Linked DNA regions of Mus musculus: all the other regions are linked to region 1. The links are chromatin loops, found by intact Hi-C in ENCODE. Cell type or tissue: heart. All regions are shown on one strand. Region 1 has its middle 4.7 kb from the start of Zeb2. Region 2 has its middle 24 kb from the start of Gm30848. Region 3 has its middle 110 kb from the start of Gm13479. Region 4 has its middle 100 kb from the start of Gm28643. Region 5 has its middle 23 kb from the start of Gm30792. Region 6 has its middle 110 kb from the start of Gm28643. Region 7 overlaps Gm30848 (a long non-coding RNA gene).

Region 1 (4,000 bases):
GAAAGCAGACAATTAAAGGACCCTTTAAGAATGATAAATAATTATAAATGCTCCTAAAGGTCTTAAAAGACAACAAAAAGCCTTTAGTGTTCTGACTAAATATTGAAGGACTTCCCATCCCGCAATTGCACTGATTTTTCAGCTTTGCATCAAAAAGAAACTCTGGCCTTGTGGACATTTAAGAGAGTAGGGGAATTCATTTTCCAGTTTATAAACTGACTTTCGTCCCCACTGTAGATGCTGGAGCAAATCTAAAGCTCGGGCCACAATAACCGACGGGAATGTTGGTTATCATTCTGAGTGGTCTCAAAGCAAAGCACTGTGACAGCCAAACTCCTTGTCTCCAAATCTGTGAGTTTGTCTCCTTTTACTCTTGACTCTTACTTAAGATCGCTTCTGGGCTTTTGCACATTTAACCTTTAAACTCAAAGACAGTATGTGATTACAGAACACAGGAAACTTCACATTCAGACATTTGGGCTAAATTCCTTTTCAAAGGAATCTGATATTTATAACCAAATTAGGACCACATTGAATATAATAAATTAACTGCTGAATTAGCAGAAAGAAAATGCTCCATTTATTTGTACGTTGGTGGCTAGGCATCCTTTGGACAATCCTAGAAAAATCATAAGTAATGATAAATCCTACCACATTCGAAACTACTTGGTACTAGCTTTATCTGGCCTGGATGTTCAATACTGTTTGTCCAAAGGTTCATTATAATAAACTACAACACAGCAAAGCTTCATGCTTTACTTCAGTTAATTCTGAGGGATAGGTGCCGTTAGTGTACCCACTGGAAATAAACAAGTTTAGAGTAGATTGCTTGCGATCATGAAAAGAATAATTACATAGACATTTGAACTTCAGCATCATAAAAATAGAATGGACAGACTTGCTTAATCATTTTTAAATAACTTCAACCATCCTACGCATTAATAACTAAAAAATGAAAACTTATCTAAATATCAAACTTGAGTTGTTTGTCAAATGCCTCATATGCCTGCTTATGCTATAGTAAATCAACCAAGAAGTTCAATGACCACATTTCAGTAAGGATATATGGTGCATAATTAGTGCACGTATGTGAATTTAGGAAGAACGGTTACTTGATTTCACATAGAGATCGTTTTCCTAATTGTACAGCTGCCATGTGTTTCAATGTGCTTGCTACATAAATGTTTTACAAATTGTTAAAAAGTTTTATGGATCTCTAGAAAGAATATAATAGCATAACAAACTTTTACAAGTGCAGAAAATTTTACATTTTAAAATATCACTTTATTTCTTTGTCCTGAAAGAATGAATCTTTAAAAGACACATTTTTAAAAATCAAGCATTAGATATGCAAATATGTGTTCAGATCAGAGATACCAAAATTATTCAGATGATTAATTATTCATCATAAAATGTCAATTAATAATTATGAAGCTTAAAAGGCATCTTTCTAATGCATCTTTATTTTTCTTGGCCTAAAAAAGGGGCTTAATGTACATGTTCAATTGACTTGTAACAAGTTTTAAAAATTCAGTAAAGTAAACAAATTGTAAACAAGAGCAAGCTCTGATTTTTAATAGGAGAGCTACAAATGTGTTACAAGTGTAGGAAAGAGCAGTAATTATCATCATCAGGAAAAGTGTAAGTGTAGCCAATCTGTGGCATCGGACTTCTCACGTTCACTCACCTGCTAGGAAATGGACAGCAACCTGGCCAGGAAAGCAAGCAGCAAACCCAAGGTGTGGATCTGCTGCTCAGCAATTAAACAGAATGCACAACAGGCTGCTTCTCCCTGAATTGATCAGTCGATGTTGGGGGGGGGGGGGGGCAGACAGACAGCTTTGGGAGGTTTTGGTTTTGTTTTGTTTTGTTGGGTTTTTTTTTCCACTTTCTAATAATCATGAGAAGAAAACCCAGTTTGTTTCTTGAATTTACCTACTATTATTTCTAAAGTCTGATAAGCATGATTAAAATAATTTATTTATAAGTACGAACAATTTGCATATTGCCTTAATTATACTGATTCTCGTTGTCAAATACTTTCGTATTTTTTCCAGAAAGATTATATCTTTTTTAAAAAAAATCTGTGAGAGCTGATATAATAATAGAGAGTAATAAGCTGTTATAGTCATTGAGATACTCATTTATTTTCATTATTATTTTACTTTTTCCTGACACCTGGCGAACTTGTCTCTTAAGACCCAGGAGTTATTTTAGTCAGGGTGTCCCTGACCTCCTGCTGGTAGATTAATTGCATTTTAAACATTGTTTTGAAAACGAACTGATAAATCTGGACGTATAAAGTAGGCACCAAAAATTTTTTTACAAAGAAGGTAAATTGGGGGGAAATGAGATTGCAAAAGAAATATAGAAAGAAACGAGAATGTAGAAAATGCAATTACGACAGAATTGCAAGAAAATCTGGATAAAGGGCAGGGAGGGCTGAAAGGAGGGCAAGAGGAAAGGGAGGAGGGAGATTTGGGTTTCCAATCCCCAGGCGAGGCTGTTGGCGTCCGCACCCTTAATGCCCAGCCTTCCAAGTTAAGGCGAAAGCCACCTCCTCGGGCCTGCGTCGCATCTAACTTGCTGCAAGTTTTCTGGTGACTCCTCCAGAGCCCCTTTTCTTCCACCACCACCACCACCCCCCTTTTGTGAGACTGACAGTCGCGTGGAGGAGGCTTTTCCAGGCACAGCCTTTCTCATGATAATCAGCCCCCTGCATCACCTCCCGGCCGCCGCGGCTTCCTCGCGGAGCGGGGCTCGCGGACCCGGGGGACCGGAAACAGGGCGGCGGGCGGGGAGCAGGCCGGCGAGCCAGGTCAGCTGACCGGGAGCGGGGCGGGGGTCGCGCGGTACCAGGGCGGGGTCGGGTGTTGCAGGGGGGTGCGGGCCGCCGATTCCCCCCCCCCCCACGTGCTCCGGGACCGACAGAGGGAGCGAAGTTCGCGGGGGTGGGGGGGTGGGGGGGAGAGCGCCGGGGATGGGGGATCTGTGAGCAGACCTGCTTTGCATCAATAAATTAAGATGCTCATTTGAGTCCTGAAGTTTGCTGGTTCCTGTCAGTAGAGACGTTGGCAAACACCCCCAAAGCCGAGATGAAGCCTTTACTTCAAATAAAATAGGAAAATAAAATCCTCAGCTGGCCGCCCCGCTGGGGCCAGGTGACGTGCGAGATTCCACAGCCCGCGGGCCTCGCAGCGGGGAGGTGAGGGACGGTCGCGGGCTCTCCGGTCCTGTTTTAGTTTTGTTTGAAAAGGGCTTCTCTGAGATGCTCCCGATTTTTTTTTTTTAAATAGGCTTTCCCCTCCTATCCTAGGCTCAACTCCGAATGGATTGGATTGCGAGTTTGCACGTGAGAAAACCGTTTGGCTTTGCCTAGACCCCGCCGTGCCCTCACACACCTAATCCAGGGGTCCCGGGTATCATCAGCCTTTGCTCGCAACTCTAAACGAAGTTAGGTTAGCCACGTCCTGCATAGCACTACAGGATTGAAACAATTCCTTTAGATGAAAGACCAGCTCCATTTCTAAACCAGAAAAGAATCCTTTTTTTTTTTCCCCTCCACATGGTACAAAATAAACACAATTTGCTTTAAAAAAAAAAAAAAATCATTAGCTGTGGCCAAATTCGAATTCTTTCTTCGGCTTGTGTGTTCAAGGGCAGAAAAGAACCTCTTCGGGCCTCTGGGCCAGCAGGAGTGGGGGTGGGGAGCGGCTGTGAAAGTTAAGGAAATTGACAGACTGAGAGGTGAATGGGGGGACAGGCTCCGGGTCTGGCTGCCGGGAATTGGAAAACAAAAGGGTGTCCTCCTCACCCTGCCGGGGGTGGGGGGCTTGGGGGGGGAGTCCTAAGAGGAGCAGTTGACTTTATCCAAGGAAAGCCTCAAGAATTATTTCCCCTCCAATGTCGATGTCAATATTATTTCACATTTGCATGTATCTGTTGTTTTAATCCCCTTCGCCTGCGCTAATCTCGAAGTGGATTATTAACGGGAAAACAG
Region 2 (4,000 bases), 480 kb before region 1:
GTCTCAGAAATCCGCCATCATAAGTCTTTCTCTGTCTCTGTCTATCTCTGACTCTCTGTATCTATTAATTGATCTCTCTCTCTCTCTCTCTCTCTCTCTCTCTCTCTCTCTCTCTCTCTCTCTCTCTCTCTCTCTCCTCTCCTTTGTTCTTATTTTTTCCTTTGGTTTTTTGAGACTGGGTTTCTCTGTATAGTCCTGGCTGTCCTGGAACTCACTTTGTAGACCAGGCTGGCCTTGAACTCAGAAATCCACCTGCCTCTGCCTCCCAAGTGTGCGCCACCACGCCTGGCCTCTCCTTTGTTCTTAATCTCTCTCTCTCTCTCTCTCTCTCTCTCTCTCTCTCTCTCTCTCCTCTCCTTTGTTCTTATTTTTTCCTTTGGTTTTTTGAGACTGGGTTTCTCTGTATAGTCCTGGCTGTCCTGGAACTCACTTTGTAGACCAGGCTGGCCTTGAACTCAGAAATCCACCTGCCTCTGCCTCCCAAGTGTGCGCCACCACGCCTGGCCTCTCCTTTGTTCTTAATCAATCTCTCTCTCTCTCTCTCTCTCTCTCTCTCTCTCTCTCTCTCTCTCTCTCTCGTGTGTGTGTGTGTGTGTGTGTGTGTGTTTAGCAGGGAAGAAGTTTTGAATTTTTAACAATTATATCATAAGTGATTGAGTGTTATTCCTGTTTATATGTCTGTGCACCACATACATGTCTGATGTCTGAGAAGACAAGAAGAGAGTATCAAATTCCCTCAAGTTGTGATCTTTCATATAGTTATTATATAAACTGCTTAGAATAGAACCTGGGTCTTCTGAAAGAGTAGCCAGGTTCTTTAAACCACTGAATGATCATTCCCACTGCCTTGAATGACTTTTCAAATCAAGTACAAAAGTCTTTCACATATCCAGTTTTCTATTAACCTATTAAGCTGCCCTAGGCAAGTTTTAGGCCCAGAGCTTCAATAGTTGCATGGAGAAAACGATTAATGATACATTATAAATATGTGAGCTAAATAACTATTTCCTTGATGTATGCCATATAGTAGGTACTAGTAGCTTTCAGGTTTTTTCTCTTAATGTACCAAAGGTAAATGGATATTTTGTGTATGTGTGCAAGAGATAGATGCATGTACACATGGGTATGGAAGTCATATATCAACCATGGATAGTGTTCCTCAGGTTCTACCTCATTTCTCCTTTTCAACATAGTGTTTGTTTTAATTATTTGTAAATTTCACAAAATACATCATGATTACACTTACTTCCATTCATCCTAAGTACATCCCCCAGCACATATTTTTGAAACCTTCTCCTAGCAAAGAAGAAGAAGAAGAAGAAGAAGAAGAAGAAGAAGAAGAAGAAGAAGAAGAAGAAGAAGAAGAAGAAGAGGAGGAGGAGGAGGAGGAGGAGGAGGAGGAGGAGGAGGAGGAGGAGGAGGAGGAGGAGGAGGAGGAGGAGGAGGAGGAGAACAAGACAGAGATCAAGAATAACAGGAAAGAGGAGGAAGAGGAAGAAGAGGAAGAAGAGGAAGAAGAGGAAGAGGAGGAAGAGGAAGAGGAGGAAGAGGAAGAGGAGGAAGAGGAGGAAGAAGAAGAACAAGAAGAACAAGAAGAAGAACAAGAAGAAGAAGAAAAAGTCGTCGTCCATTCTGTGTTGGACTAAATACTCACTAGAGCATGGTCAAACTCCCAGTGGCCAGGCCCCTATAGAAAACAAAGTCCTTCTGCATGCCACCTCTGCTAGAATCATCAACTGTGAAGAGGGTTCCTATCATAATTTTAAGAGTTATTTTCAATGGCTTCCTTTCTACATTGTTTTCTTGGAGCAGTAGGGGATGATAAGAAGTTATCACAGAAGGTTTCCATGCCTCTTATTCTCAACTGTGAGTCTGCAGCCATCTATACCACTGAAAAAGAAGCTTCTTTGCCTTTTACAATCAGAGCATGAATCATGGATTTCATGGTCTCTGGCGACAGCTTGGATCACAGAAATATATATGGCTCCTGGGAGCAGTGCAGACTGTGGACCTCAACATGGGCTCCAGTGATAGTACTAACTATGGACATTGGCACAGTCGTCAGCTGGAACAGGACCAAGGACACCATAATGGCCCTCCTAGGCAGCCCAGGCCACAGATATCAACATGGACGCAGCATAGACCACAGACATCAGCATAGCACAGACTATAGGTGTCCTCCTGGCCTCTGGTGGTAGCCTGCCCCACTGGCTTAATATATGGACCTTGGACAGCAACACAGCGTGGGGTGGCAGCAAACACCGGAAGGATCCCTGGCTATACCAAGGACCACAGATATTATCATGGTCTCCGGGGCAACATTGACAGTGTGTGTCTTTCCAGGAAGTCCAATCGAGAAAATGAATCATTCTTCATCTCAGACATCTTGTCATTGTTCAAAGTAGAGGGATTGTGCGCCTGGGCAGTATGCTTGACAGCACAACCTGCACTAGCTCCGGTCTCTACATGCCACACCGCCCCCCCCCCCCACTCCCTACTCAGCAATAGTATGTTCCCCTGTGCACCACGGGCTTCCCCACCTGTCATTGCCATTGCACCTCCAGTTCCACCACTCTGCCCTGCATATAAGCCACTGTTTCCCAAAGTGGCATTTCAAACTGCAGTATGTCACACAGTACGTTCTTTGCCCAAACGGCTATATAAGCAAATGCTCATTGCAAGGAGTCAGGGGTCTGGTTCAGGGTTCCGAGTTTCTGAAGGACCATAAATACTGAATCATCACTGAGACTTGATGTGGATATCCTGCCGTTGTCCAGAGTCAGGGTGATCTTGAGGCCGATGTGAGGAAGGCGGGATCCTAGGGAGCTCTAGTCTGCTACATACCACCCCACGCCTGATGCAGGACACCCTGAGGTTCATTCCTTAGACAGGGCCGTTGTGCTTCCAAACTGGGGGGCAGTCCAACTGCCCTCTACTCTCCCCCCAGCAGGGCACACAGCAGATGCTGTTCCTTGCTGCAGGCTGGCCCTGTTAAATAATGCCATGTTCTTTGTTACAGCCTCACTTTTTCTTATCACTACCCTCATGTGTCATCATTCTCCCCCACGGGCAGGGCTCTGCTATGATGACATCCTTCATTCCAATTTCGGGAATCAACTTTTTAAAGGCATCCTCCTATAGGACCTGCCTATTTTAGGTTGTTCCAGGGATACAGTTGGTCGTGCAGACTCCTCATCTCTCTGGGCATGGCATAGTTCCTCCACTATTTTCTTCCTTGTTTTCTTCCTTGTTTTCTTTCTTTCTTTCTTTCTTTCTTTCTTTCTTTCTTTCTTTCTTTCTTTCTTTCTTTCTTTCTTTCTTTCTTTTCTTCTTTCTTTCTGTCTGTCTGTCTGTCTTTCTTTCTTTCTTCCCATCTTTCTCTTCTTCCTTCCTTCCTTCCTTCCTTCCTTCCTTCCTTCCTTCCTTCCTTCCTTCCTTCCTTCCTTCCTTCCTTCCTTTCTTCCTTCCTTCATTTTTTTAATAAAGGATCTCTTGGCTTGTAACTCCCTGGGTAGTCCAGGATTACCTGGATAGCAAGCTCCCAGGAACTGCCTATCTGTGACTCCACTATAATGACCTTACAGGTGCATGCCACCACATCTGGATTTTTTTTTACATGTGTTCTGGGGATCAAAGTAAGTCCCTTATGTTTGTTTTTCGAAGATTTTATTAGCTGGGCTATCTTCTAAGCCCAGTGAAGGTTATTTTTAACAACACATCTATTTTAAAAAGAAAGGCATCATTTGAAGTGACAGAAAAAATAAATGTATCAAAGATTAAGTCTATCACTAATCATCTCTGTCTTTATTCCAGGCAACAATGCCCTGCTTATAACAGTAGTAAATAATGGTGGATATATTACTCTTCAGGAAGAGGAGCCAAATTTGCCCTAAAACAACAAAATGTGTGTGTGTGTGTGTGTGTGTGTGTGTGTGTGTGTGTGTGTACGAATGTATGTGTGCACATTTGTGTGTATATGTGTATATAGGTTTTGTGGGTA
Region 3 (4,000 bases), 160 kb before region 1:
TCATCAAGGACTTGAGTAGCTCTGCTGTCTGCAGCCTTCTCCATTCTGTACAGTGTTGGTTCCCAGGACTTGTCCCCTAGTTCACTTCTTTTTAGTAATGGGCTGATGCCCCCGAGGGCCCAAATGCCCTGCTCCTCCTCACACAGATATGTTTTTGTCTCACAGACTCAGAAAAACTCACTTGTTTTGACGATTTTTCTTATAACTTCATCAAGTGTCCTTTGGAGTATCATTCTAAATGCTGCCAATGTATAAACAGACCATTTCTCATTTTTTTATCCAAACTTGTTTGTTTATGTAATAGTAATACTGTATTGGTTTAAACTATTCTATCAAATTTATATTAGTTAGCCCTCAAGCACCCAGAGTCACCCAATTTCACATCAGAATCTTTAGTAATAAGTTTTCAAGAATATTCCAACAATATAAAAGCAACTCATGTTTGAAAATACTTGGCAAAAAGGAAATGAAAGAGCACGGATCATTACTGAGAACTTGCATGATACTCGCAACAAAAGTAACCACAATCTACATGTATGTACATGTATGTAGAAAAGGTCACTATATTAGACACCATCGTTTTATATTTTTATTAAATATTTTCCCAAATTTTCCTCGTCTTAGGACAGACACACTCACAATGATTCTTTAAAGAATTAAAATCGTGCATTTTGATTACCTCTTTTTAACATTTACCAGAGATTACAGAGAAGAGATTGTTTGACATTGAATTTCTGTTAACCATGTCCTCCACTGGAACATAGTTGTACACATTGTTTCAGAGCTAACATAATGGGGAATATTTTCAAAGAAGGCTGTGTTTCAAGCCAGATGGTTTATCTGCTGAAACAATTCTCCCAGTAGAGAAATTGTGGCTGCACAGTTGCAGTAGTGTTCATAAGCCTAGTGCAGTAGATTCATTTGGCACCCACATTTTGGAGTCAAACAAAAGTACAGTTTGTGTGAATCTCAGACTCAGATATTCATGAGTGAAAAGGAGTTCTCTGAGTTGTGCATTGTGCATTATTGTAAAGACTGTGATGTGTTTACATCATAAACACAATGTGGAAATAGGATAAAATGTTCAAGTATATATTAATAGTTCCCCATATACAATCCAAAAGGCCTATGTGGTTAGGATAACTGCCTTAGAGATTATCACAGTCTGGCTCAAGACCTACATTGCCATTACTTGTGTGGAAAGCAAATGGATTACCAACCTTCAAGCCTTCTGTATCTACTAAAACTTGAAGTTAAAAGATTAAATATGTATGCTTTCTTGGGCAAAGATGAACGGTGGTCTCAGAATGGTAGAGATACCAAGCACTTAGCAAGGTTGCCACACAATTCTTCCCCCACCCCAGGCTCACACAGATCTCGAGGTTTTAATCTTTACTATCAAAGGTTCCTTAAGGGACGCCTTGGCGGCTCACTGAGTTGGTTTCTGTAGCCCACGATGTAGCTTCGGATATGTTGTGATGCAGCGTTGGGAATCTCACCCTTTGTCACAGAAATAGTCACTGGCCACATTTTAAAAATAAAACAGCAAAGTTTCAGGAGTCCAACAGGGGTTGCCATGCCCAGGAATGTATCAAGCATGTAGAGGGATGGGAAAATCCCTGAGATTCCAGAGATTAAAAAATAACACATGGGACGTTCTAAATAAAGAAATTCTTGGTTATGTTGTGGAAGTTGGCACCAGCGCTGCAGGTCTCTGCCTCAGAGACTATTTTTGTTTGAGTTAGCCAGTAGGACATGCATGAATGTGACCTTCTGTGCCTAAAGAACCTAATGAATATTGGTGACATTTTCCCTGAAAAATGAGATACTTTTAACCTTACGATTCTCCATTAAGTTATTTATATAGATATCTACATATGCATATATGATATTATCTTATATCTCATTCTTTAATAAACTGTGCTATCTACTTCAAAACTTTAAGAAGGAAAAAAGGACATGGACTTTTAATATTTTGAATCCACAAATTTAATTAATTTAAAATTACACTCTAATTAACACACACAAATAATTTGTGCTCTGTAACAACCATAGCATAGGAGAAATTAATTAATGAATTAATTAAATACATAAAGCTTAACATTCTAAACCCGAGAGCCCTGTAAACACATACACATGGAGATGTATGTATGCCCTTAAAATAGATAGAAGACACCCAGATCAGAAAACTGCAATCCAAATTCATGTGTATATTGAATCAAAAAAAAAAAAAATGCTGCAAACAGGTACCAGGATGGAAGTCTGTTTGCCACTGTTACCTGTGGGCAGTCAGATAGAAATGCAAATGCCCAATAAGTGACTGTATCTCTCAGAGCTCCCGGGATCCTAAATATAGGGATCTGTGTCATTACCTACACACCCCAACTTGATCTTTCGGGGCACAGATTTGCTGAGTTGACACTCAAAGCAGCCATTGGATATGTTCAAACTACCAGAACTGTGGTGTTTTTAAGTGGCTTCACTGAGGCTGGCTCTCATTTTCTGCTTTTCTTCGTATCCTTTTATGAATGTCTTCAACCAACTAAGTCATGGCTTAGTCATGGGACATTGTAGCAACAGACTCCCTATTACATTCATAAGAAAACTTTTGAGAACGTTTTGTAAACAGTCTAATACTACATTTATCGAAACAAAGAAAAGTCCTTGAGGTCATAAATCTAATTTCGACAGTTTTTCTGAGTATTTAATACCAGGTATCTTTAGGTACAAATGTCCTGAATACCAGGAGTGTCTTCAGTACAGCATTAAAATGGTGCCTTCCTTTGCATTTGACCATTACATCACTTCAAATGATTTTACCAAGAAGATACCAGTCTATATTTTTCCTACTTTTAGCTATATACTATTATGAAAACTATACATATAAAATCAAGGAAAAGAGGTGAAATGCTCTTTGAAAGCCAAGTCGGGGTCATTTAAATATTTGTAGCTTAATGAGTAAATTATATATTTCTAATAAATGAACAAATGAAGCTATTCACAAAGCTATATCTAAGTGATCCTAAGAGTTTGCACAGTAACAAGGTGGAGACTAATTAAGGTTTGTAAATATTACATGCAAATGAAGACAAGAAGACTGGTGTCTTAGTAAGTCGGTGTACTTGAAATATGATTTTCCTAGGGGGCAGGGGGAGTAGCTCATATGTTCACAATGAAAAAACTAAAAAAGCTACACAGTGATACTATTCAGCCTTACACAATATTCAGAAAATCTCACAATTGCTGAGAGTGGAAAAGGAGCCCTAACTTCTGCCACTGCAGTAGCTGTAAGAGTCTAAACTTCTCCTTGCGTATGCATGCATGTGCACATAAGTGTGTATGCATTCTCGCACATGTGTATGCATGTGTGTGAGCACTATGATTGAAGCTAAATTTCATGCTTGCTAGGCAGTAACTCTACACCGAAGAACATTTCCAGTGCCTACCGTGAAATATTTTTTCACTCAAAACTGCGAGACATTGATCACAATTTATCCTTTAAAAAAGGGGCAATCCAAGACAAAAATAAAGGCAGAAAACCAGAGGAAGAGAAGAAGAAAAGACATGAGGTGGAGGATGGCAAAGGCAGGAACAAACCAGCTCAATACTTAACTTTATTGTTGGAGTGACCTCTCTCTCTCTCTCTCTCTCTCTCTCTCTCTCTCTCTCTCTCTCTCTCTCGGATGGAATGCATTGCTTGTGTGTTCCTAATGTATTCTGTGAGAATCTCATGATAAAACAGAAAAACAAATTTTATCTCATCTATTATGCTGATGATAGCCTTCCTATATCACACTTTCGGATCCAGCATGGTTTCCAGCAGGGCTGCCTCGGGCTGCACAGGTCTGCCAGAGTCTTCCTGGTCAACAGTGCTTACTCTCATTTACCTCTCCCTGCTCCTGCCAAGCATGCAATGGCCACAGACCAGGGCCACACTTTTACATATGTGCTAAAGTTTCCAGGTGGCCTGTTTGTGTTATGATTGTGCCTGGCCTCAAAA
Region 4 (4,000 bases), 120 kb before region 1:
AACTGAAAACGGAATAAGTGGAGATTAATCTGCCCTCGTCAGAAAGAGTCAGAGCACATGCCCACAGAAGAGGTTCCCCAAGAGCCAAAAGTGGCAGAGATTTAGTCTTGGGAGAGAAGGAAGACGTGCTCTGTGTAACAGGACAGAGTCTAGACACAAACGTATAAATCACTCTGACTGGAGCATCCAAGTCCCACATGTCTTTTGTTATTAAAAATTAGATTTTTTTTCATGCAATATATTCTGATTATGGCATCTCCCCCCACCTGGCTCCACGCCCTTTCTGTCTCTCATTAGAAAGTGAACAGGCATCTAAGGAATAGTAATAAAACGAAATAAGATTTTTTTTAAAACATCAGAATAGGATAAAACAAACAAGAAAAAGACCAAAGAAAAAGCACAAGAAATGCATATAGAGCCAGAAACACACACATTCACGCGCACAGGAATCCTATAAAAAACACAAAACCAGAAGCCATAACATATACACAAAGGACCTGTAAGGTAAAACCAAACAAACAAAAATCCCTGACTTAACATTATGAGAGAAAGAACCTCCAAACATGTCATTGAGTTTGTGTTGTGTTTGCCATCTACGGCTGGGCACGGGGCCTACCTTCCTTTAAAAGCAGGTTCCCTAGGGAGACTCCCTAGGATAAAAACCTGATGCCATTTGCAAATGGCTTCTGTTAGAGAGATTTTCTGGGTTAGGGATGAGGACTTATGTCTACTTCTCTTTTCAGCTCAGGGAGCCTATCTGGTACAGACCTGTGCAGGTCCTGTGCAGGATACCAAAGTCTCTGTGAGTTCATATGATATTCCACATATTTCTAAACCCAGAAGTTCAAAATGGTATCATTTTCAAATGCACACACAATTTACTGGCTGCATGCTCGCAAATAAATAGTTAAATCCAGTAATTTTCTGGAGTTTTTTATACAAATAGCAATGAACATAAACTCCCTCTGGGTAATCAAACACTAGAAGTTTCCTGTAATAGAAATATTTCAGCTACAAGGTTAAAAAGGGATTATATTAATAGAATTAATATATTACAAACTCTAATGAATTAAGAGATCTGGACAATGATTAAAAACAGCTACAAATATCACAAAAAGAGAGACAATTGAGCATTATTTGCCTCCTGATAGAGATACATTTTTGTATTTATAAGGCATAAAAATTATATATTGTTAATATAATGATTATTATATATCATAAAGAAAATCTTTTAACTTGAATCAAACCATGCCTTAGGTATCAATTTTCAAGAAATGGAAGCAACTGAAATATGGCACAGAAACCTAATCATTAGAATCAGAAAATTCACAGGAAAAAAAATGACCCACTTTCTTCGCCAAATAGCTGTTAAGGAAAGAAATATAAATGGGAATGTATAGATTAAAAGACTTGAGACCCACAGTCACCAAGTTATCCATGGGCCTTATTAGGATCGAGATTGAAACAAATTGTGGGAGATACGTGTGTTAAGTCAAGAAAGCCAAGCCTTGACCTTCTACTGTACAGCACGAAGGGATTGGGGGAGGGGTTAGGCCTGTCACTACTTTGCTTACACTTTACATCTTTCTTATTTTCAGAGATGCACTTTGGAAGTGTTAACAGACAGAGTTGTGTGAGGGTATTTTTTTTAAACCCCAACAGGAATCATACTCACACCCAATTGATTGACTGTAAGTTTGAGGCAGAAGTTGTCCACATATTCATAGTTTCCTTTTGCTAGTGAGCCCTTAGAGATTCACTATATACTTCACTACATATACATTTCAATAATAAATTTAATAAAAATCTATTACTATTATTAATATAACTACAAGTCTTAAAGTCACTGGTCTTTCTCTTCCTCCTCCTCTGTAGACTCTTGGCACTTTGGTCAGGGATTCTTTCTTTCTTGAGCCCACACAAGGAGAAGAATCATCCAAGGTGGTTCTCTATCAGGACAACGCGATAACTCGGGCCATGCAAGCTGTGCGTGCTTCATGTATCAAACCAAATGTTGCTGAGGCGATGCGGAAATAAGTTCGCAGAGGACATGTTTTCCAACTCTGAACTTCAGCAACCTAAAAAGTGCACACCCTTCAAAACAGCTTAGATTACGCCCTGGCACACCCCTTCCTCATTTTTCAACTTCGCTTTTTACCGTCCTGCATTTTGACATCGTGGGCATTTACAGTGATGAGCAAGGACACTCTTCTGCTTCGCAACCGTGGGTTTATTTATTGTTTACTTAGAAAAGCCAAGCCCAGGTCAGGCAAACTTAAATGAGGCCCCAGAGACCATTGGGTTTGGGCCCCTTATTTATCAGGTAGGTTAGGCTCCCAAAATGAGGGGAACTTGTCAGACATACTGAGTCCAAGTGATAGACCTGTGACCCCCAAGATTACACCCCAACTTACATTTCCCTCTCCAAGAACAGGCGTGCCCTCAGGGTTATGGTTTTATCCTTCATTCTCTTCAGTGTGTCTTCAACACCATACATTTCTAAGCAACACAGTCCTATTCCTTAAAGCTACCTCCTCTGGCCCTACCAAGCAGGACAGCATTTAAATGAAAAACCTCCAGGCCCAGGCAGGAGCAAAACTCAAGAAACTTGAAAGGTCTGGGGGGGACAATAGGAGTGGATAGTTCAGTATAAGAGCGGGAAACACCGTATCCCCGTGATTTCTCCCATCCTGAAAATGATGGGTGTGCTTTCTCCCTCAGTCTTTGATACCCTCTTCCTTCAGACCTTTTTTTTTTTAGATCCAGCCTAATAGTTTTTGAGATTTTACTCATAGTTTTTAAAAGTCTTGTTTGGGAAAACGTTCTAGCCTACATTGTAGGCCCTCTTTCCCTCCTACTTGACACTAAATAGATATAAGAATTACTAAAATTATCATTCTTAATGGGCACCCTTGCATCTGCCATCTTTAAGCTGGAGCAATTGGCTAAGTGACTGTTGAAGATAGTGTTAAGGTTTCTGTGTTAGCCTGCCATAAGTGCTCCCATCTCGTGCTCTAAGTTTTATAGCTTTCCACGAAGTAACGAGTCCAAGAATAACAAGAGAGTTGCCCACATCTTAGAGTTGGTAAATGCATTACTCAGAGCTAGAATAGGGCTTAGCTGACTCCAAAACCCACCCCTTTCCTGAAGGACGGGAAAGAGAAAGGAAAGATCCATCCAGCGTCCGTCAGAAACCAGGACTTCTGTAACCATCTTCCCAGGAAGACAGAAGCTGGGTGTTAGGACCATCTGTTCTTTAATTCTCCTTCATGATCTCCCAGCGAGAAGGCCAAAATCAGCACTGTGCTTTTGACAGTGAGAGCTGCAAGGGCTACGGAGGTAAAACCCCAGGATGAACCTGGTCCTGGGTGTGTGCAGATGGGTCATGGCTGTGCTGCTGAGTCTAAATGAGTCATGCAGAACACAGCGAGACTCCAACACAAACCATGTCCTCAGGCCTCGCCCTCAACCCGTGCCACAGGCATATCCATGTTTGATGTCTAGCTTGGCACCCAAATTCCCCAAATCATTCGTGAAGCAGAACTCATTCCCTCAGCACACAGACTTGCTCCCCAGACAACTGGCCCAATTGAACCAAAGGAAAGAATGTGGACGTGAAGAGGCTATACCCATACCGTCACCTACGCAGTAAAGGATACACAGTACAACCAGTGAGTGAAGAGAGAAATCAAAGACCCCAGTTCCAAAAGACTGAGTTTTAAGTTCAGTTCTGCTCCTAATGGTGATGGGGCCCTTGCTACTCTTGTCTTAGCCTTGCAGCAGATTCCGTAAACAGCTTACGGTTGCTAGAATAACAGTACCAAAGCCAACAACACTTTTATTTTGCCTTCAGAATAACTTTGGGTAAAATTATCTGCCTGATTGATGTACAAACAGTGAAGTTTATTCCTTCACGATACACTGCAATAATGTGTCTGAACTGTATGAGGGTAGCTCTGTCTATAGTAAGGCTGCTCTATATTTGGTACCTAGAAAGAAA
Region 5 (4,000 bases), 400 kb before region 1:
GAAAGTATATTGTCTTCATTAATTTATGTTAATTTTTAATGTTGGTATGACTCTATTGCATAATATATACAGAAGCCTCTGTGTATGGTGGTATGCATATATACATGAACACATGCACTAAAAACACATAGATATTGCAGGGTGAAAGAGTTTTGACCTCCAAGAAAGCAGATTTTCATTAAAGTCTTAATCTAGGACATAATACCAAGCATTAATTGTAACAGTGGCTACTTTTAGTTTAATAAGAAAAGAAAAAAATTGCTTAAAAATGAATTGTATATTGAAATTAGCAAAAAAATCCCATTCTATATATATTTATTATAGTGTCTGAAATTAAACTTTCTAATTTTATAGTTACACACACTGGAATGGTATGTGCAATGTACACTTATTTTCCTTTGTATCTGTAAATCATGTTTTTGCTTTGACATCTATCAATTTCCTGTCAAAGCTAAGAGCTTATTTCCTGTGGGAACAGATCCTTATGGGTCTAACATCAGATACCTAGATGGGTAAGTTGTATGTTTGATGCATGGTGACATTAATGTAATATTATGATGGATATCTATTAGCAGGTACATCACCCGAACACACACTCTCTGAACATCTTTGACAGAGGCTGCCCTTTCCCTGTCTGTCAATCCACACTAGAATCATAAGAATGAGCAAATGTGACAGAAAAGGGCTATACCAATTATAGATGAAAGGATAGCATCTACTCCCACCATTTGATGTGATTTATTTGTTGGTCCTTCTGCATTTGGAGGCAGCACACTGCAGCTGTTTATGAAGTGACAAATGGTACCCAATGACAGTGAATGACTTCTCTAATCAATTTAACATGTCTAAATAGTGATCATGAATTGTGGGATTTGTTGAGTGTCTGTGAGTACAGAAATTACTGAATAGTTTTCATTAAAACATATATTTCAAATATACACCTGGAATAGTAACATCAAAGATAACAGAAATAAGAATTTTTAATATAAGGATTAAGTTTTCAGGTGTGTTTTAAGTCCAGTATTTTAAACTTTTCCTTTTTTTTTTTTAAAAAAAAAGAGGTGTTAGTTTTTTAATAAGAGAAGTTTATGGGTTTTTTTTTCTTTTTTAGCTTTATTTGATAGAGGAAGGTCATAATTATCTTGGGTGGGAATATAGTGAAATTGTATAAAGTTTTGGTGGTTTATTTTTCCAAATATCAACTTAAGTTTAAGTTATTATCTAACCCCTTTTAATAAAACTCTTTTGTTATAAATGAATTTATCAATGAATCCACTGTGTACCTTTTATATTTTCTTGAAAACTATGTACTACGAGAGGGGTGGATTGCACTATCAGAGTTATTTCCCTGAACACTATGCATAATTGTTTGAACTTACACATAATTCAGACAAGTTTTTTTTCCCTCTTATAGATAACTAGTATAACAGAGGAAGTCACAAGCTGGGATAACTTTACACAAGAGTATTCACGTATTAATTTCAATTTGTTAGGAGTAGGTAGTCTTTTACATACTCAATACAAAGCACTACTGCTATAAGCCAAGAATGATTTTCCCCTATCTCTGTATTATTCAAATTTATTAAACAATATTTCATGTTTGTTTGACACAATGTCAAACTTGGGCTCCTAAAGAACTGCGGCAGCTTTGGGGCTGTTATGTTTTCTTGGACTTTAATCATTTTTGGCAAGGCTCCACTTCCTGTCAGAAAGTGAAACAGCTTTGGAATGTCATTTTCCCGAAAGAAAACAGAGAGAATCTGAGAGGAAGTTCTCCTCCACTCCAGATCCCCTAAGATACTCAAACACACTCACAGGAGGGCTGGAATACATCAAACATTAGCAGAGGGAAAAGGACACAATTTTCCCACATTAAAATACATGGATAAAGTTGAACTTCTGCTAAAAATAGTTCCCATGACTAATCCTATTAAGTTTAAAAAATTGGGCAGTATCCTCCTTGAAGTGGAATGACTCTCTACCATCACACTCTGCTGAGCCCACCACTCACCCTGAAGCTAGCAGCCCTTCAATATTAGGCCCTCATCTTTCTGTTTACAATGACATCAGACTTAAAGAGGACAGAGTAAGAATGAGAGAGAGAGAGAGAGAGAGAGAGAGAGAGAGAGAGAGAGAGAGAGAGACTTTATTCAACTCTAAGCTATCAAAGGACACCAAATATAAGATATGAGGATCAAAATTATCTCAGTATGCCAAAAATTCTAAAGTGCAATATACATCCTGTACAAATCTACAACATTTTCCCACCCAGTCTTAGACTCCCTGTGTGTCCCCAGGGAGCGATAACACTGCAGAAAGCAAACAAAGATTACTCCTAGCTGTGCCACTTCAAGATGAGAAATGTTGGATGTGACTTGAAGTAGAAAGATATAAACATCTCTCCTCTTTTGGAATTGCAAGCCCCTGGTTTTTGCATGTGAAAGTAGCAAACGAAGAGAGAAAAGGAAGGACTGAAGAAAAAATCACTAAAAAAGGCTGAGCAAGTTGAAAGGTTCTAACCCAAGTTGAGTGCTGTTGTATTCTAGTGAGGGGAAGCCAACACATACCCACCACTTCTGAATTAACAATGATAATCGATACTTTTCTAATCTTTCAGAAAGGGCAGTGACAGGAATATAAAGGAGCTGCAGAGAGTGTCATTCCATACTATGATATTGACATATGTTAGCTAAGTGATTAACAATAGAGAGGTTCAGCTATAGTGAAACCTGAACCCAGCTGATGCCATTAACACATACATCTGATGAACTCTACAGACCACATTAAACAGAGAGAGCACAACGACTATAGGAGAATGGCTTTTAATGAAATCATGTCTAAAAACGGAGGCTGATAAATGTCATCAAGGAGTTCTTTGTGGAACCGGGAGACAGTGACAATCATGCAGACAGTAATTTGAAGAGAAGAACAGGTAACACAGTCCCAAGTACACTGAGATGCCTTAGAGCTTATACACTTTTAAAGCAAAGTGGGTCATCTTTAAATACTGTATTATGATACTAAATAAACAAACAAACAAACAAACAAACCAGTTGATTTAGAGTTTTCCACATTGGCACTGAAGTATGCAATCCTATAAATTCACTATCATAAAACAAATAGTTTTTATTCACTAAATAGTACATATTTGAACCAATCCATAATTTACAAAAGTAGGTCATTAAGTGTTGGATGTATTGCATATATGTGATGCACTTCCTATGACTGTAACCTAGAACTCCATCCATAAGGGCCACTGAACAAAGGGTGTGCTCATCTATAAGCTAAGCACGTTTTTCAGTTTGCCTTATTTGGAGGACAAGTTCCAGCTTCACGGTCACCACACAAGTGAGACCAAATGTTATGACGTTTACGGATGGAAAGAAACTCTCCCAAGTTACAGACACAGGGAGACACAGAACTGAGGATGTGGGAGTCACTTCTAAACTGCCTGCATCGATCTCCAGCTCTGCTACTTCATAATTAACACAGGTACCCTCTTAATCTTTGTCATTTGGGGATTTGTCAAGTCAGGCCCTAAAGAAGAATGTGAGGAGTTAAGATAGAACAGGAATGAGTGAAAAATAGAGGAGAATGTATTTAATTCTTTTAAGCATTGATTTTGAAATTCCCACAGTGCTGAACTGTGGTCAGTGTGTTAGTTAGCTGGTTTGGCCACTGCCTTCTATGGAGATCTGGGCTTCATCCTTAGCCTGAACCATCTCACAGTGAATCTGAATCATCATCCCTTGAGACCAACAAGATCCAGAAGTCTCTATCTAAATTTGAGCTCTCACAAAGTTGTTTTTTTTTTAACAAAGCCTGTGTGTCACTAAGCAGATAATTAAATTAAACCCCCAGTCTATAAAGCAGGAAGGCTTCATACCTAACAGGCTACAATTTTGAACTCCATTTATAAAAAAGTCTTGGGACAAAGTGACATAGGTAAGAAAGCTTTTGATTTCTACTTTTAAAGAATCACAATACATTTGTTATTATC
Region 6 (4,000 bases), 130 kb before region 1:
TAACCATTTGCTTCTGCAGTTCATTTTCGGACACCTGAGATGATTGTTAAATGACAAATGGTAGACTCGATGATTTCTTCAGTTCTACATAAAATAATGCTCAAAAACATTTGCTTGCTGTTTTTCTTTCTTTGAAACTGGCCTCCCATACTCTGTCCCACTGTTTCTGTCTTTGGAGCGCTTTGATTACAGATGTATATTAAACCATGTATGTCTGGCTGATTTATAAACATTTGATCTGTTCTATAAAGTAACCATGAGCTATATGTAGCTTGAATATCAATTCTTTCCTGTTTTGCAGTTATCTCCAAGTTAAGAGAATATTCTTCATGTCACAGTCATTTCTGGATGATGCAGAAAACTTCCACTGTGATTTCTATTCTTTTTACACCCTACATTTCACATTAAACTCTGAACATCAACAACAATTGCTGCTGACATCTTTGTGTCAATGAGCTTCTGAAATTGTATGCCAAGCTCTGAAAACTTCACCCAAGGTACCATCAAATTAAGCAAACCTAGTTTTCCTATGTTTACTAACTGAAGCACATACTCTCAGAACTTCAAAGTGAATGCCTGGCTGGGTAGTCATAGCCAGTTTTCACTATTTATCATTTTAATGGCTTTCTTTTAATCCCAATGAAATGTCTGCCTCTTAACTTTCTGTGAGTATCCTTTACCTGGAACAGTGGAGGAAAAATGGTAACACTTGTTAAAAATTCATTTCTTACTTTTTCTGTAGTGCAGTATATCTAAAGAAGTAAAGCTTATTGAATCAAGTTCAACGACATAATAAATTTTTCCTTTCTGAAAATGCCATGGCTTAATTTACTAGTGCACTTTAAGCTTTTGCCTTTAGCATTGGATGGGTCATTAGCCTATATGTAATCCAGCAACTCAAACTCCTCAGAGTCTAAACTCAATCAGCAAAGACCAAATCTGTAGTTTCTGAAATATGACTGGTAGGTCAAGTGTCCTCAAAAAGAGTGCCTGGGGCATCCCAGATGCAGAACAGGGCATGGCAAGGAACAAATGAGGCCAGAATTTGATGCCAGCACTCATTAAAGACTTCATTCATTGTAACTCACTAAACAACTATTCTTCAAGTGATCCGAATGCTACTTGTTTGATGTCTGCTGACTGTAAGTCCTGCATTGAAATCAGTAGATAGGTGCCAACTAGTTTTGTAGGCATGGAAAGTTGAGCATTCTAATCACGTCTTTGCCCCCAAGATGCAAATATAGATAGACAGACAAAGAGTCAAACAGACAGATAAATTCAAGCTTTGGAATCACTCTCAATTGTCGATAACTACTATTTATCAACCCTACATGTAAAATAAGCTCTTTTTCCCTAGTAGATAAAAGTAGTCTGCTTTCTTTGAGTGTTTCTTCTATGGCTGAAAATAGAAATAATACTACTACTAACTAGTTTTTCTAAAAGTCATATCAGCTTTAAGAAAAAAAATATTTCTCCACATCTTTAGTGACTGAACTAGCCTATCAGTCCAGTTTGCTTACATCTTCTTTAGTCTACATGCATCCATTCAAGTGAGGCTATACACTGGAGACAGATGAAGTTTGTCTCAAGGACTGAACACTGTCAAGCTAGTGAGTAACAATATACCCTCACCTACATCACCAACAAAATCATTATAACTACCATCGCAGGACACACCAATGTTACCATCAACTACCAGCTATAGTATTATCATCACCACCCTGGGATATGTCTTTGTTCTATATCATTTTTATTAATTAACAGAATTCACAAGAAAAGACAGTAGTTAAACCTCCTATCTGACATTATGCTTGGAAAAGTAGCAAGTGCAAATCCTCCACCTTCTACTGACCCTCTAAATTGGGATTCCTCAGTGTTCTATTAATTTTTTTTTCCTCTCACATCATTATGGTGTCATCCTCCTAAAGGAACTTGAAGAAGAAGAAAAAAAAAACACCACCAAACCCAATAGTTGAATTGGATCACTTTCTTTAGAAACTTAAAAGGCAGAATCTAAAATTGCTGGTTGGCCATGGTCCCTAGGAGCAGATGGGAGAACAGCAAGGGCCATGGTAGTACGAACAGATATACACAATTCACATTCTTTAAAGACAGTGACCAGGAGAGCATGAGAAAGGAGGAGAGGGCAAATCAGGGAGCCTGAAAGAGAAGTGAGTAGAGCTTGAAGCACGAGGGCAGAGGAAGCAAGCAAGGACAGGCAAAAGGAGAAGAGAAATTGGAGAGTGGGTGGCAGGGAGAACAAGCGAGAAAGAAGAGCACTAAACTGCAGCACATATGCCTAAACCCATGAAATTAACATATTGAAAATATCCAGTGCTTCCTTAAAGAGAAAACAGTGGTTGGATCAAGTCGCTGGTCCTCATAGATGAGGAAGCCAAGTGACACATTGTGGTAGGCAGCCTCTAAAAAGGCTCCTGCCACACTGTCCATGTATAATCCACTCGTTGAACGTGGGCATGGGCCAGGTCTAGTGACTCATTTCTAACTGAGAAAATACAGCAAAAAAAAAAAAAATTGATGGGGTGTCATTTCCAAGATTCAGTTACGAAAATGCTCTGCCTTCTCTGAGGCCCATCCTTTCTTGCTTTCTGTCACTTGCTCACTCTAAGGAATGCCAGCTGCCATCTTGTGAACTACACCATGAAAAGTGCTACATGACAAGGAACTGAGGGATGTCACTGGCCACTAGCCAGGGAGGAAATGGAGCCCGCCAGGCTGCCCTGCAAGAACACCCAAGAAGCTGAGCCCTGAACCACCTTGGCGGAGGTAAAAGCCAGTCCTCACTCTGCTGAGCTTGCAAAGGAGACTGACTGCAGCTGTGGATAACACTTTTGCTTCGACCTTGTGCAAGTCCCTAAAATAGAAGCACCTCCACCACCACTCAGTCCTTAGCCACACAAACTCTGGGACAATAACGATTTGTCAGTTCTAACTGCTAGATTCCAGAATAATTTCCTTACACAATAGGGCATGATTAATGTGTATATTTAATATAAAAACAACTTTGACTGAAGTTAACTCCAGATTAGTAGATGAATTTCCAATGTAATGCTAAACAGGATTGAATCTGAAGAGCAACCTATGAAAAAGGTGTAGATGTATCTCCAATTAGTTGTAAAGTTGACCTTTTATTTTGCATAGAGACCTAGGTTTGAACAACACTTTGGGACCAGGTCTCTGCTCACAGAAAACAAGTGGTTTAATACATCTAAAACAGTCTTTGGTGGTGGAAAATAACAGTCTTTATATGTAGAAGATGGAGCTTATAATTATCCTTGTTTGTCTGAACTGTCCTGAGATTAGCTTTGATCATGTGACAGAAACTACTTTGGTCAATGTAAAAAAAAAATCCCAAGATAAGTACTACAGACAAGCAGATCTCATTCACTGGAATTTCTCCAGGCCAGTAGCATTTTATACATTTGCAACTCCTTAAAAACTACTTCCTCTTTTTACGAGACACCAAGAGCACACACACAAATTAATTTTTGCCATTGTTATTTTTTAGGGTTTTCCCCCCCTAACTCAAGTGCATTCTTCTATTGATGCCCACCTCAAAACTGACCATTTAGTGTATATTGAAGATGTGGTCAAATAATTCTAAGATTATCCTGTTCATTATTTTAAAGGTATATATCTTGGCGAGCTTCCCAGAAACTGACCCAGAGATAAGAATTCTTGTTGGGATGATCTATGAAGAGACTGTTCTCAAAAGACGAGGGGGCCAGGAAGGGAAGAAAACTGAACGAGAGCAGGCTAGAGTCCACCCTTAAGCCCTAGACCACAAAATCATGCCCCATATTAAGTGTACTTCAGGCAAAGTCACTGGCCTTCTGTACCTGTCAGCCATTGGCTGACTTCTAAATGTGTCCTACCAAACCAAGCCAGCCACTGGAGTTAAATCTGAATACCAGTCCCTAAGGGGCCTAGGCGACACCTACTAAAGGGTGTGTACTTTGCGCTCCCCCCCCCTTTCCTC
Region 7 (4,000 bases), 460 kb before region 1:
CTCCACAATAAGCTCAGGTAAAAATCAAAGATAAGTTACATACTTTTTCATTTCAAGAGGAAAGCACCAGGGCAGAGTTACATTCAAAACAGAGCAAAGCTAAAGACCAACAGTGGATACCTCAGTGACAGACTTCTTGGTCTCAGATCTGCTGATCCAGCACTCTGGCTCTGCCATGGACAGCACACACAGCTTCTCTCATAGGCTCAGGCCAACCACCCTTCACACCTGCTGCAGGTTTGAACATTGTCCCATGCTACTGCCATCTCCAAATTGCAGGGGTCTCTGTTGTACCTGGACTGTACCTTCACACATAGCCTCTACTGGGCTCAGTTCACTGGCTCTAACACTTCTCAGCTTCTCTTGATGACCCCTTCAAGGCTTCTACTCTGGTATTGCACCTTCATTAGCAGCAGATACCTGAAGCTAGAAACTGAAACAGAAGCCTTAGAAGAACATGGCTTACACTTACTCCCCAAGGCTTGCTCAGCCTGCTTTCTTATATTCCCAGGACCACCTGTCCAGGTGAGGTAGCACTGCCCATAAGCGGATGGGCCCTTCTACAATAATCACCATCCAAACAAATGTCCTACAGACCAATCTGCTGTGGGCATTTTCTCAACTGAGTTTTGCTCTTCCCAAATGACTCTGATTCGTGTCCAGTTGAACAAAACTCACCAGGACATCCTATTTTAAACTACAGTGTCTACACTGTATTTTGTGTTGTTTAAACTTAAAAACAATTCCAAAGTAGAGATATGGCATTTTAAAGTTCTCAACTTACTTTGCTAAAATGTCACTGAGAAGGATTGTGTTGATTCATTTTGCCACCAGGGTAAGTTGTGTTGTCTATTTCTGAATAAGGCAGTGGTATGTCTATATTGCTACACTAGACTCCCATCACCAAAGAAGTCATGGTACTTCCTAGGGAGCAACAAAAGAGTGAGTGTTACCTTCATTCTGCTCTGGCCTTCTCAGTCATGGTTCTTGAGTATGCATAAAAGCTTCAAACTAGGCACTCTGCCCATACCTCAGACATATATATTTGAACACACACAGGCCCCATAGTCATACATGTAAGATGAACTTTCTGATGACAGCCCGCAGACTCCCACTGACATGGACAATCAGAGAAGGGAGTACTTCCCTGAGACTCTTTGGTCATCAGCCAGCTGTCGAGAGTCCGTGGAGAGCTAACATGAGTGTTCAAGCAACCCTGCCTTGCTGAAAACTGTTTCTGAGGTGATAGAAGTATTCTATGGGTAGGCGGAAGAAGCCTTGCCTTTATCTCCTGGAGAAAGAAAACTTTTGCCAGGAAGTGAGGGATTTTTTCAAACCCCTACAACAACTGGAAGAGAAATGTGGTCATTTTGCCAGCGAGCACAAGGAACTCGGCCTGCTGTCAAAAGGCTCTCTGTCCAACCCGGGGCTGGATTCATGGTAACGAAAAATTCCCTCTTCAGCCACCTAAGTGCCTGTTGAATTAGGCACACAGCCAAGGTGAGATACAAACAGTCACTCGGGTGAAATGTCCGTTTTCATTTAGATCTCTGTGGCCCTTTCTCATGTCATGGGGAAAATATGCTTCCTTTGCTTGGATGTTTTTAGGACTCCTTGGTTGGAGGAGGAAGTCAGATCTGCTGCTCCAAAGGCATCCACTGGAGGCAAAGCCGCAGCTTTGCACAGTCAGAACCAGGCTGTCCTTGTCCTTAAGAAAAAAAAAAAAAGAAAGAAAAAGCTAAATTATTCCTCTCCCACTCCTACTCATGGTTTTGATGTTGAAAGAAACCTGTTGTGGTTTAAGTGACTCGGTCAGTTCTTCTGGGATTTTCCAAAGTTTCCTATAAAAAGAAATCTGTGGGAAATGAATGATTGCATAATCACTAACATATGTCAATTTCACTAAATCTGTTATCTTTTTGGTGTGTTTTGAATTGCACTGTCCTATCTTGAATTGCTATCACCTTAACAGTTCTGTCTTTTAAGTATTGATACATACATTGACAAAAAAAAAATCAAGCCAAGAAGTTGCTTTTTGTTCTTTTCATTTTATTTTTTGGTTTGTTTTGGTTTTGTTTGCATAGCAAATTAGAAAGACAGGATGGGGAAAGAGGCAATTACCCAGCCCAAGAAGTGCAATGCTGAAAACTCCAGCTTCCAGTTACCTGTGTACCTTTAATGATATTATCGCCAGGCTGACTTTGAAGGGGTAACTCTAGTTAATTACCTAAATTATTTGAATTATCTATTCATAGGTACCACAAAATGTATTCACTTTTACCTAAACTAATAATGCAACTGGACCCAGAAAATTAATAACTAAATAAACTAAATAAACACTGGAGGTAAAGTTTAGGGACAGGTTCCCGGTGTACGATCTTTCCTTCTTTAAATGACTTGTAAGAATTCTAAAGCCTAATGGTAAGAAGTAGAGAAAGAGCCTCAGGGTTAGAATGTGCTAGCTGCTCCTACAGCTTAACAATAATAATAATATTAGTATTAATAAAATAATCATTAATTCTTCCGACTTCCTTGACTGTTTCCACAGTCAGAGCAAAGGGAAGAGTCTAGTAGGTTCCACTGTTTGGGAAGACGAGCCTCGGTGAACACCCAGTAAACCAAGGCTCCACACCTCATCCAGATGGACTAAGGTTCATTTGTCCTCAACTCTGGCTGTATATTTAAATTGCCCGGAGCACTATAAAAGGACACATAAATCAGGCAGCAGGCATGAAGACAGGCATGGGTGCCTTATAAACGGTCCTTGAAACTCCAGCTTGAATAGGGAGTAATTTGTATGTTCCCCATTGCTTCTAGGACTTCCCTGCTTACACTAGACAGCACATATAAAATAGACTCTCTTGATAATAGACTAGGATATGATAGGTATTTTTAATTTTTCCTACTGTTCTATCATGGGGCCTGAAAAGCCTGATAAGGATTTTTTTTTGTTTTGTTTTTGTTTTTGTTTTGTTTTTGTTTCTTCTTTTTTTCTTTTTATTTTTTTTTCTTTTAATGAAAGGCCTCCAATTTTGTCTCTTTCACCCTGCCCGCACTTCCATACTGAAATACTGAAAGTCTATGAGAATATCTATTCATTCATTAAAGGACTCAGGAAAACAGCAGAAGTTAAGTGGCTTAAGAAAAAAAAAAATTCTGTCCACAAATATAAGAAAAAAGTCGCTAGCAGCTAACAAAAATTATCCAAGGTAATAAGTCAGATTTCAATAACAACTATTTTGTGAGAAAGTTACTGGCTTAGGAGATTAATAAACAATAAAAATACATTCTGATTTCCATGTGAAATTACATATTACATACTCACATTTAAAGTAGGGATTTGCTGCTGTTGTTCAGTCATGGTATAGTTATGTCTTGCTGAAATTTTCACATCTTATTTGTAGCATAAAAATAATTTGAAGTCAAAATTGCCCTTGAAATTTTTTTAAAGTGTCTCAGTAATACTAGTAAAAGTGAGTTTTTACAACAGTATGAAAAGAAGCATTTTGTCTATGTTTATACATTATATTAAGCAGCTTGGATTCTTGAGAACTACATTAAAAATATGAAAACAAATCTTAAAAACAAGATATACACTCAGCTTGACTAAATGTCCAAATCAACATGAAAAGTAGGAACACAGCAAGAATTGAAACCAAGGGGCATTGATTTGCTATTGTCTATTTCTCCCCACCTCTTTCAATTCTTCTATCACTTTGTTGTATTCTGCAAAGACTATAAAAGTTAAATTCATCTCATATAAAAGGAACTATAGCCATTTGATTATTGCTCATTGAGATATTGCTCACCTGATACATAGAAACATATATTGTAGTTCTTCAGATTTGCTCAGTTTTTGAAGATGTAGTAGTTGATGCTGAGAGAGGGAGACAGAAAGATAAAGTAACATGAAAATGGAAGAGAGATAGCATTTGCCAATATAGTATAAATATACAAACACATCTCAATAATCTAGAATTGAGATTGCAATAAAACTTAC

What was found. Peaks named below come from ENCODE experiments on the same cell type or tissue, not always from the same donor. Only the 100,000 strongest peaks of a DNase experiment are listed, where the experiment ranks them.
Region 2: a loop joins it to region 1, with 4 times the contacts of the local background. A loop is called at or near these places in 5 of 42 quality-filtered maps.
Region 3: it touches region 1 in a loop (3-fold over the local background); 6 of 42 quality-filtered maps call a loop at or near these places.
Region 4: a loop joins it to region 1, with 2.6 times the contacts of the local background. A loop is called at or near these places in 8 of 42 quality-filtered maps.
Region 5: it touches region 1 in a loop (10-fold over the local background); 4 of 42 quality-filtered maps call a loop at or near these places.
Region 6: it touches region 1 in a loop (2.3-fold over the local background); 9 of 42 quality-filtered maps call a loop at or near these places.
Region 7: a loop joins it to region 1, with 2.9 times the contacts of the local background. A loop is called at or near these places in 4 of 42 quality-filtered maps.

Annotation. Positions count from the first base shown.
Region 1 is chr2:45,116,018-45,120,017 of GRCm38, reverse strand. It overlaps a transcript of Zeb2 not described here. Among named protein-coding and RNA genes, the nearest start is that of Zeb2, 4.7 kb to the right of the region's middle. In heart, a CTCF peak has its summit at 2,251; DNase peaks (open chromatin) are centred at 2,677, 3,287 and 3,727; H3K4me3 peaks cover 1,879 bases; H3K27ac peaks cover 1,758 bases.
Region 2 is chr2:45,595,057-45,599,056 of GRCm38, reverse strand. No RefSeq gene overlaps it. Among named protein-coding and RNA genes, the nearest start is that of Gm30848, 24 kb to the right of the region's middle. In heart, no CTCF peak of the experiment used is centred here; no DNase peak of the experiment used is centred here.
Region 3 is chr2:45,280,879-45,284,878 of GRCm38, reverse strand. It overlaps Vis1. Among named protein-coding and RNA genes, the nearest start is that of Gm13479, 110 kb to the left of the region's middle. In heart, no CTCF peak of the experiment used is centred here; no DNase peak of the experiment used is centred here.
Region 4 is chr2:45,234,495-45,238,494 of GRCm38, reverse strand. No RefSeq gene overlaps it. Among named protein-coding and RNA genes, the nearest start is that of Gm28643, 100 kb to the right of the region's middle. In heart, no CTCF peak of the experiment used is centred here; a DNase peak (open chromatin) is centred at 1,994.
Region 5 is chr2:45,512,768-45,516,767 of GRCm38, reverse strand. No RefSeq gene overlaps it. Among named protein-coding and RNA genes, the nearest start is that of Gm30792, 23 kb to the left of the region's middle. In heart, no CTCF peak of the experiment used is centred here; a DNase peak (open chromatin) is centred at 1,727.
Region 6 is chr2:45,245,092-45,249,091 of GRCm38, reverse strand. It overlaps Vis1. Among named protein-coding and RNA genes, the nearest start is that of Gm28643, 110 kb to the right of the region's middle. In heart, no CTCF peak of the experiment used is centred here; a DNase peak (open chromatin) is centred at 2,271; H3K27ac peaks cover 336 bases.
Region 7 is chr2:45,578,891-45,582,890 of GRCm38, reverse strand. Gm30848 (a long non-coding RNA gene) reads right to left here. Exons shown (of 3, transcript XR_374345.3): 2 at 3,810-3,877; 3 at 1-1,708. Among named protein-coding and RNA genes, the nearest start is that of Gm30848, 8.2 kb to the right of the region's middle. In heart, a CTCF peak has its summit at 1,653; a DNase peak (open chromatin) is centred at 1,540.